4 separate regions of the Homo sapiens genome follow, and all the other regions are linked to region 3. Evidence: read pairs that join two places in POLR2A ChIA-PET (ENCODE). Cell type or tissue: A673. All regions are shown on one strand.

Evidence for each region. Peaks named below come from ENCODE experiments on the same cell type or tissue, not always from the same donor. Only the 100,000 strongest peaks of a DNase experiment are listed, where the experiment ranks them.
Region 1: POLR2A ChIA-PET joins it to region 3 with 8 read pairs; 4 of 35 experiments call an interaction of 5 or more read pairs at or near these places.
Region 2: POLR2A ChIA-PET joins it to region 3 with 5 read pairs; 3 of 35 experiments call an interaction of 5 or more read pairs at or near these places.
Region 4: POLR2A ChIA-PET joins it to region 3 with 5 read pairs; 2 of 35 experiments call an interaction of 5 or more read pairs at or near these places.

Annotation. Positions count from the first base shown.
Region 1 is chr19:5,301,752-5,304,251 of GRCh38, forward strand. All of the region lies in intron 1 of PTPRS (protein tyrosine phosphatase receptor type S), which reads right to left. Among named protein-coding and RNA genes, the nearest start is that of PTPRS, 38 kb to the right of the region's middle. In A673, no CTCF peak of the experiment used is centred here; no DNase peak of the experiment used is centred here.
Region 2 is chr19:4,987,445-4,989,944 of GRCh38, forward strand. All of the region lies in intron 1 of KDM4B (lysine demethylase 4B), which reads left to right. Among named protein-coding and RNA genes, the nearest start is that of KDM4B, 20 kb to the left of the region's middle. RefSeq lists enhancers at 1,097-1,602, 1,603-2,107, 2,324-2,500. In A673, no CTCF peak of the experiment used is centred here; no DNase peak of the experiment used is centred here.
Region 3 is chr19:5,444,493-5,446,992 of GRCh38, forward strand. No RefSeq gene overlaps it. Among named protein-coding and RNA genes, the nearest start is that of ZNRF4, 9.7 kb to the right of the region's middle. In A673, no CTCF peak of the experiment used is centred here; DNase peaks (open chromatin) are centred at 929 and 1,239.
Region 4 is chr19:5,081,627-5,084,126 of GRCh38, forward strand. KDM4B (lysine demethylase 4B) reads left to right here. Exons shown (of 23, transcript NM_015015.3): 9 at 741-878. Among named protein-coding and RNA genes, the nearest start is that of PTPRS-AS1, 95 kb to the right of the region's middle. RefSeq lists an enhancer at 1,792-2,474. In A673, no CTCF peak of the experiment used is centred here; no DNase peak of the experiment used is centred here; H3K27ac peaks cover 1,732 bases.

The DNA.
Region 1 (2,500 bases), 140 kb before region 3:
TTGCTCATGACTCTGCCATGTCCCAATACCCCCCATTGATTGGATGATGGATGGAGTCTCACTCTGTCGCTCAGGCTGGAGTGTAGCGCGGCAATCTCAGCTCACTGCAACCTCCGCTTCCTGGGTTCAAGTGATTCTCCCACTTCAGCCTCCTGAGTAGCTGGGGTTACAGGTACATGCCACCACACCCAGCTAATTTCTGTATTTTTAGTAGAGACGGGGTTTCACCATGTTGGCAAGGCTGGTCTTGAACTCCTGACCTCAAATGATCCGCCTTGCCTTGGCCCTCCGAAGTGCTAGGATTACAGGTGTGAGCCACCACACTTGGCCCCCCGATTTAATCATTCATGTAGGCTGGGCACGGCCAGCCTTGGGAGGCCAAGGCAGGAGGATCGTTTGAGCCAGAACTTAAGATCAACCTGGGCAACAAAGAGAGACCCCCGTCTCTAAAAAAAATTAAAAATTAGCTGGGCATGGCAGTACATGTCTGTACTCCCAACTACTTGGGAGGCTGAGGCAGGAGGATTGCTTGTGACCAGGAGTTTGAGGTTGCAGGTGAGCTAAGATCCCGCCACTAAACACCAGCTTGGGTGACAGAGGGAGGCCCTGTCTAGAAACAACAACTTTCATGCCACTGTCTCCCGTCTTTTCCTTAAACCAATTTACTTAAGAAACTAATTCAACAGTATCGCATATCTCTAAGGAAGACCCAAAAGATTCTGCCCTGCCTTGAAAGTCACCAGAAACATTGTTACAATGAAAATAGTACCCAGTTATCCCATGGTCGCTGGATACTGTTGCGAACACCAGCAGCCGGATGGGATTTTGTTACAAAGAGATTGGCAGGTGTTAGTGTCTGAGATCACCCTGAATCTCCCTGGGCTTTCTTCCCTGACGTGTTAGGAGCTGAAAGGGAGTCATTGCTGGTGTGTGCAGCTCTGGGCTGCCGGATGCCTCCTCCAGAGGCCACCCCCAAACAGCCCCATGCCTAGGGGTACGTTCCTGACTTCAAAAACCATGGCTCGGCCAGGCGTGGTGGCTCACGCCTGTAATCCCAGCACTTTGGGAGGTTGAGGCGGGCGGATCACGAGGTCAGGAGATCGAGACGATCCTGGCTAACACAGTGAAACCCCATCTCTACTAAAAATACAAAAAAAAAAAAAAAAAAATTAGCCAGGTGTGGTGGCGGGCGCCTGTAGTCCCAGCTACTCGGGAGGCTGAGGCAGGAGAATGGTGTGAACCCAGGAGGCAGAGCTTGCAGTGAGCCGAGATGGCACCACTGCACTCCAGCCTGGGCGACAGAGAGAGACCCCGTCTCAAAAACAAAAACAAAAACAAAAAAAGACAACAACAACAAAAAACCGTGGCTCACAGGAGGCAGGAAGCCCAAGTTCTCTTCCCAAGGGAGCTGTGTGGGCCTGAACCAGTCCTCACCACTCTCTGGGACTCAGTTTCCCCATCTAAGCACCAGGGAAAATGGGCTCTTGGTGCCCGGGGCTGATTTTTGTGGGTCTGAAGTCTGTAAAGATCAAGGAAACCGAGGCACAAACCAGGGAGGTCTCCAAGGCAGGGCTTGGTGTAGCTCCTAATTCCTCCTGGTCCCCGTGCACAAGGGTGGGATCTGGTTTTGGTCACAGCTGAAACTCCAGCACCTACTGTGTGCTAGAGCTGTCTTGAGTGCTGGGGACACAGTACAGATCAAGGCAGATAACCTCTCAGGGCTTCTGTTCTGGGGAGACAGCGACAGATGGGGATAGAGGACAGGGGCAGAGGACACAGCACGTGTAAAGGCCCCGAGGTGGGAACGAACACACTAAGTTCTGGAAAAAGAGAGGGGGACTGGTGCAGAGAGGGGGGCTGGTCCAGAGAGCGGGCAGAGTGAGTGAGCAGGGGCAGGATTTGAGGGGTAATAGGAGTGAGGACCACGGTGGCTCACACCTGGAATCCCAGCACTTTGGGAGACCAAGGCAGGTGGATCACTTGAGGTCAGTAGTTCAAGACCAGCCTGGCCAACATGGTGAAACCCTGTCTCTACTAAAAATACAAAAAATTAGCTGGGTGTGGTGGTATGCGCCTGTAATCCCAGCTACTCAGGAGGCTGAGACAGGAGAATCGCTTGAACCCGGGATACGGAGGTTACTGTGAGCCAAGATCACACCACTGCACTCCAGCCTGGGTGACACAGCGAGACTCTGTCTCAAAAAATAATAATAACAATAAAATAAACAGAAGCGCGGAGGGCTATGGCCCTCCATGCCATGTCAGCATTTGAGGAATGAAAAACTGTCACACCCCAGTAATGATTCGTCTCTCAGCATCCCTCTAGCATTTATAAGGCACCTACTGTATACCAGGCTCTGGGCTGAGCACTAAGGACACAAGATGACTGTGGGAGGCAGACAGGGGGCCCTGGAAGTTAAAGGCCAGGTCTTGGCCAGGCGTGGTAGCTCACACTTGTAATCCTAACACATTGGGAGGCCGAGGCAGGCAGATCACAAGG
Region 2 (2,500 bases), 460 kb before region 3:
GGGAGGTTATCTTGGGGCAGACATCTTCCCGGCCGGAGGGGGGTTATCTCGGGGCTGGCATGTCTCTGGTTGGGGAGGAGTTTGCGATGTTTCTGGCTGGAGATGCTATTTGTGGTTTATGGTCATGCTGATCTTAGCTGTTAGGCTGATACCCTTTGGATTTAGCGGTCTTTTATTAAGGTGAACTTTTAGAATGAGGGGCTTGTCCGGGATGGCAATGCTTCTGCTGTCAGGCCTCCCAAAGTGCTGGGATGATGGGCGTGAGCCACTGCGCCCGGCCAGTATATGTGTTTTAAAGACCTCTCTGGTGGCTGTCAGGAGTGAAAGCAGGGGACCTGTCGGGAAACTCCAGGCGTCGCCCAGGTGATTCATGGCAATGGCTCAGGAGAAGGGGGTCTGGGCTGGGGCTGCGGCCTGGACTGGGGGTGGCTTTTGGAGGTAGACAGGATAGGCCTGGCTGGTGGGTTGAATGTGGAGTGGGGAGATCACTGCTACTCCCAGGGTGCAGCAGCTGGTTTCACGCCCCCAGCTCGGCCACTTCCTGCACAGCGATGTGGTCTTGGGCCTGAGAACGTGGGAATAACAAACTCAGTTTCTCCCAGGCTGTCAGAGCAGTCACAGATCCCTTCCAGCACACGCGAGCAAAGCGGTGCAGGGGCAGGAGCTGGGGCCCTCCGTTCAGTTCACTCCTACCTGGGGGCTGCATCGGGCAGGACAGGCTGCGGGCTCCTCCCCACGTACCTAACCCCACGGCCCATGCCAGTCACAAGCCCCAGGCTGTGTCCTGAGCTTCTGCTGGACGCGCTGGAAACCAGCCTTCTCATGAACCCTTCTTTTTTTTTCTTTTTTGAGACGGAGTCTTGTTGTGTTTCCCAGGCTGGAGTGCAGTGGTGCGATCTAGGCTCACTGCAAGCTCCGCCTCCTGGGTTCACGCCATTCTCCTGCCTCAGCCTCCGGAGTAGCTGGGACTACAGGTGCCCGCCACCACGCCCGGCTAATTTTTTGTATTTTTAGTAGAGACGGGGTTTCACCATGTTAGCCAGGATGGTCTCAATCTCCTGACCTCGTGATCCACCCGCCTCGGCTTCCCAAAGTGCTGGGATTACAGGCATGAGCCACCGTGCCCGGCCTCATGAACCCTTCTTTGAGCTTAATTTGCTAATGCACCTCTCAAAACTCAGGGGAGCTGTTACTTACGTTTACCAGCTTATTAGAAAGGATTTTACAAAGGAGGCAGATGAAGACATGTGTAGGGTGAGGGATGTGGGAAGGGGCACAGAGGGTTCCGTGCTCTCCCCGGGCTGTGACGTCTCCAGGAACCTCCACGCATTCATCTGTGGGGAAGCTTCCATCCCAGTCCTCCGGGTTTTACCTCAGCTTCCTCGCAGAGGCTTGGGTGACCTCACTGCATTGGCCTGGGTGATCAAGTCAGCCTTCAGCCACATGCCCCTCCCCTCCCGTCCAGCCTGGGTCTTTTCAGTGAGCAGCCCTATTCCCTCAGCTCCCGAGGGGCTGCCAAGCCCTTAGTCACCTCATTAGCACACTGGAGAATTCCGAGGATCTGGGGGAGTCGTAGGCCAGGAAACAGGACAAAATGTATTTCACAGTCTCACTGGGCCGGTCCCTTGCCTCCGCTTCCTTGTCTGTGATGAGAGGACGGGAGGGTGGCTGTCTGGACAGTGCTGAAGTGGTAGAGGTGAGTCGCTGCCGTGGAGGGCTTGGCAGGGTGCTCTGTGAAGGGCCCTGTGGCCTGGGGTGGAAGCCGCTTGCAGAGTGCTGGTTCTTTGCCTAAGGATGGTGGGGCAGGGGGGCCGTGTTCACACGTGCTGTTGGCTGTGTCTGCCAGTCTTCCTTTCTTTTTTCTGTTTCTGTTTCTTTTTCTTTGTTTTTTTTTGTTTGTTTGTTTGTTTTGAGACAGAGTCTTGCTCTGTCGCCCAGGCTGGAGTGCAGTGGCACGATCTTGGCTCACTGTAACCTCCGTCTCCCAGGTTCAAGCGATTCTCCTGCCTCAGCCTCCCCCAGTAGCTGGGATTACAGGCATGCACCACCACGCCCAGCTAATTTTTTTGTATTATTAGTAGAGACAGGGTTTTACCATGTTGGCCAGGCTAGTCTTGAACTCCTGACCTCAGGTGATCCGCCTGCCTCAGCCTCCCAAAGTGCTCGGATTACAGGCATGAGCCACCATGCCCAGTCTTCTTCTTCTTCTTCTTCTTTTTTTTTTGTGAGATGGAGTTTCACTTTGTTGTCCAGGCTGGAGTGCAAGGGCACGATTTTGGCTCACTGCAACCTCTGCCTTCTGGGTTCAAGCGATTCTCCTGCCTCAGCCTCCTAAGTAGCTGTGATTACAGGCATGCGCCACTGTGCCCGGCTAATTTTTGCATTTTTAGTAGAGATAGGGTTTCACCTTGTTCACCAGGCTGGTCTTGAACTCCTGACTTCAGGTGATCCACTCGCCTCGGCCTCTCCGAGTGCTGGGATTATAGGCGTGAGCCACGGT
Region 3 (2,500 bases):
CATCACTGCCCTCCCGGAGCAGGTGAGGCACCTCCACCCTGGCCCCTGCCACCCCCATCCCCACAGTCCTCTCTGAAGCAGCAAGAGGGCGCAGGTGAGAACCTGAATCAGGTCCCGTCCCTCCTCTGCCTATAGCCCTCCATGGCTCCCATCTTCCTCTGGGTCAAAGCCCAAGTCCTCACTGAAGCCCACAAGGCCCTGCATGACCTACCCTGTCCCTGCCCTGCCCTCCCCCTCCTCCCTGTCTCCCCCTTGCTCCCTCTGCTGCAGCCACATGGGCCTCCCGGCTGTTCCTCCAATACACCAAGTGCAGTCCTACCTCAGGGCCTTTACATGGGCTGAAATGCTCTTCCCCCAGCTGCAATAACTTCGTTTACTTCTTTTTCTTCTAAAACATGTTGGCCAGGTATGGTGGCTCATGCCTGTAATCCCAGCACTTTGGGAGGCCGAGGCAGGTGGATCACTTGAGACCAGGAGTTTGAGACCAGCCTGGCCAACATGGCAAAACCCCCGTCTCTACTAAAAACACAAAAAATTAGACGGGCGTGGTGGCATGGGCCTGTAATCCCAACTAGTCAGGAGGCTGAGGCAGGAGAACTGCTTGAACTCAGGAGGCAGGGGTTGCAGTGAGCTGAGTTTATGCCACTGTGCTCCAGCCTGGGCAACAGAGCGAGACTCCATCAAAAAAAAAAAAAAAAAGAAAAGAAAGGAAGGAAGGAAGGAAGGAAGGAAGGAAGGAAGGAAGGAAAACATTATGTCAAGGATGTGAGTTTCAAGAAGGCAGTGACTCCAGCACCATGCCTGGCACATAGTAGGTGCTCAATAAAGATTCCTTCTACAATGGAAGGATTAGTCATGAACCCTCAGGAAAAAAAAAAATAGCTTTGTGTTCCCAAGTCCTGCCTGGAAGCATCTGGCTGTGGACGCCAATAGAGATATTAGGGGGAGAAAAAAAAAAGGGTCCAAATTTTGGTTGCCTCCTCCTGCCTTTAATTATTTTGTCGACAAGGCTCACAATTCAGTAAGTCAAGGTGGCATTTGAGAGGGACGGTTCCCTTTAGCGTAGCTGACAGCTAATTTGTGGGAAGTTTAATTACAGGCAGCGTTAATTAACTGGCAGAGTACTGGGCAAGGAAGGCAGCCATCTGTTCCTAAAAACGTCCTCCCCTCCTGGGCCTGGCTGGGAGGCTGTGAGGGGTGGGCTAGAAAGAAGACAGGGTGAAGAGGCGGGGACAGAGGAGGAGGGAGGAGGGAGGACCAGGTGATGAATCACGGCCTTCTTCACACTGTCAGGGCTGAGATCTTTGGCAGCCAGCCTCCTCCAGTGGCCTCTGGGAGTGGCAGTAACAGTTTCTGGGAATCTGTCTCTCATTGGTTGTATCACGAGGAGCAGAGGGTGTGGGACAGAGGAGGTGAAGAGCCCACTATTCTTAGCCCATATTAGAGAGGGTTGGCACCTACCAAAGGAGGTTGGGAGAAGGAACTGGGACAGAGCCAGGGGTGAAGGACACACTCAGCAGTCTTGGCCTAAGAGGGACAGATCACTCTGTCCCTGTTCCACAATGAGCTCCTTCATTCTGACCATTCTTCATGGGGATGGTACAGAAATAGCAACAGCCTCTGGAGGTGGGTGCTTTTTTTTTTTCTTTTATAAAGACAGAGTCTCGCTCTGTCACCCAGGCTGGAGTGCAATGGTGCAATCATAGCTCACTACAGCCTCAACTCCCCGGGCTCAAGCAACAATCCTCTGGCCTCAGCCTCCCAAGTAGCTGGGACTACAGGTGCACGTCACCACACCCGGCTAATTGTTAAATTATTCGTAGAGATGAGGGTCTCTCTGTGTTGCCCAGGCTGGTCTCAAACTCCCGGGTTCAAGTGTTTCTCCCACCTCAGCGTCCCAAAACCAAGATTACGAAGCCGAGTTTGGGATTACAGGCACGACCCCCTGACTTACAGAGATGGGCTTTTGAAATTGAATCTTAGCTTTGTCCCTGCTGTTTGCCCTGGGGCAAGTCACTTAACCTCTCTGGGTTCAGTTTCCTCATCTGGAAAATGGGTTTGATTAGAACAGAACCTATTGCTATTTGTCTGTCTTTTTTTTTTTTTTTTTTTTTTTTTTTTGACACAGAACTTCACTTTGTTGCCCAGGCTGGAGTGCAGTGGCACAATCTCAGCTCACTGCAACCTCCGCCTCCCAGGTTCATGCAAGTCTCATGTCTCAGCCTCCTAAGTAACTGGGATTACAGGCGCCTGCTGCCACACCCTGCTGATTTTTTGTATTTTAGTAGAGACGGGGTTTCACCATGTTGCCCAGGCTGATCTCGTACTCCTGAGCTCAGGCAGTCTGCCCATCTCAGCCTCCCAAAGTGCTAGGATTACAGGCGTGAGCCACCATGCCCGGCCTGTCATTTATCTTTCTAGACTAATTAAGCCCAAGTATTTTCAGGCTACTGAAGAGATCTCTGTTATTACGAGAACTGTGTATGTGTATTCAAAGGTG
Region 4 (2,500 bases), 360 kb before region 3:
GTCTGGAAGCATTGGCCCGCTCTCCAGGGTGCTGATCTGTGGTGTCAGGTCATGCCCCCGGTGTGCAGATATTTCTGGATCTCCATGACTTCATGGAGATCCCCTTGTTGAGATACAATTGAAAGATGGCTTGGGATGGCGGCGTGTCGCAGGCCCCTTCCTGGCGTGTTTTGCGCGTGCAGTGGTGGTTCCTTTCTCATGCGAGGGCAGAAGGTGTCCTGAGCGCGTGCAGTGTCTTGTCTTCAGAGCACTCTAAAGCTGCTGTCAGCACCACCCGCCCCGAAACCAGCCCCAGCTGCTTCAGGACATGTCACAGTGACTGTGAGTGTGACTCAGCCACCTCCAAAGCAGGAGGCCCCCATCGCTCCCCATGAAGGTCCGGCTGGAGACACCCCCACGGGCATTGTGTCCAGCCACGGCTCCATCTGCGGTTCTCCCACTGGGGTGATGCTGACGGCCGCCTTGGGGCAGGGCAGGGGCTGCTGGGGCTGGAGGGGCCCGGCTGAGCCGAGTGGAGGTTGCAGAGCTGTGGCTGCGGCTGCTCACTATGTCCTTCATGAGCCGCGTGGGAAATGGGCTGGAGCCCTGGAGCCCCTGGAGCCGCTGGATCACCTTTGACTTTGTGAAACCCCCTTGGCTCATAAGCCAGGCTCCCTGGCACTTGCTGGGAAGTGCCCACGTCCCATCCCCTGGTGCGCCTCTGGTGGCCCTGCCCTCACCTGTCTCCTTTCCCTCTGCAGATCACGCAGGAGGCCGGGGAATTCATGATCACATTTCCCTACGGCTACCACGCCGGCTTCAATCACGGGTTCAACTGCGCAGAATCTACCAACTTCGCCACCCTGCGGTGGATTGACTACGGCAAAGTGGCCACTCAGGTAAAAGCTTGCCTGCTGGGAACGGGTCCCAGCAGGGCGGGAGGAGGCTCTTTTTTGCCTCTGCAGCCACACGCCCATAGCTGGTCCAGCAGCCGTTTCGCTCAGCCCAGGGCCTGGGCTCTCAACCAGGGTCTGATTCTGGGCTCCTCAGAGAGCTTTTGCCCAGAACGCTCCTTACCTCGAAGACTGGAGAGGAGGTGGGCAGGTCGGGTGGACGATGGTGGCCCAGGGCCCATCTCCAGCGAGTTCCATACACCAGTTATCCCTCGGCCTGCGTGGGCCTCCTGGGCATGGCCGGCTGCTCGGGTCTAGGGGTTGGGGTGTTTCCTCCACCAGCACCATTGTCCCCCCTGCTGGCTGGCTCCTGGGCATCTCCTGGCCATCATGGTCCTGGGGTTGGGTTGTTTGCTGACATCTCTCTCCTGGGGGCCGCTTGGCCAGGCAGGAGCCCACTCAGGCATCTGCCCCCCTCCCTCCCTGCTCCCCTGTCAGTGGCAGTCCCCCAGCTCCCAGTGCCTGGGTGCTTCCTGCTGGTGGGGTCCCTGGAGGTCACGGTGAGCTTAGCATGCCCGTGGGAAGACTCACAGTGAGTGGCCCTTGCTTGATTTTTTTCTGGTGATTCTCGTTCCTGGTCTCAGAAGGCCGATTATTGGCCAGCAATTGGCGTCTGAACTGAGCGCTTGTTCCCCACTCTCCTAACGCCACGTACAGCCATCTGTGTGGCTGTTCTCGACCATGCGGAGGGTGTGGGAGGCTACTGGATGGATAGGAAGCCCACAAGAGCTGCTGCTGGGCACGGGTGGGACGGGGTCGCCTTGGCTGGCCACCCCCTCCCCCATGGTCTCTGCCTTGGGGTCCCAGTGACGGGGACGTGGACGGGGCTTATGAATCCTAAGCCTCAGAAAGGGGAGTGTGGGACCCGGGAAGGGAAGCAGCTAGGAGGCCGTCTGGGCATCACAGGTCTAGCCCTTTCCTGGCTGCCTGTCTGGAGCTGGGGGCTGGGGAGCCTCCTCCCAGGGCTGTCCCTGAAGTCCCCTGCGTGCTTTTCCTGGCTGCCCCCAAGTAGGACTGAGCTGTCCCGGCAGGCCAGGCTCGGCCACGTGGCCCTGGCTCAGGGCTGCTGTTTCTGGGCAGCATTGAACAGCCCAGCTCCTCCCAGCCCCTCTGTCTTCCCCGCAGAGACAGCCTCAGCCTCAGCCCCTCCCGGCGTCTCCCTCTGGTTTGGGGTCATGTGGCTGCTCGTGATGCAGCAGGACGGGCAGCGGGCTGGCCAGGGTGAGAGCAGGTACTTCCTCCCATCGTCCCTCCCAGTGCAGAGCCTTCCAGTTCCTCCAGAGCCGGGGTCAGCACAAATGGCAGATTCTTCTCAGATCCAGATGTGGGGGAGGTGTGATAGGAGAGACCACAGGGCCAGATCCGGATTCTTTGACTCTCGCAGCATTTTCTAGATGTCAGACCTTGGCCTGGTGCGGTGGCTTATGCCTGTAATCCTAGCACTTTGGGAGGCAGAGGTGGGCGGATCATTTGAGGTCAGGAGTTTGAGACCAGCCTGGCCAACATGGTGAAACCCTGTCTCTACTAAAAACACAAAAATTATCCAGGCATGGTGGTGGGCACCTATA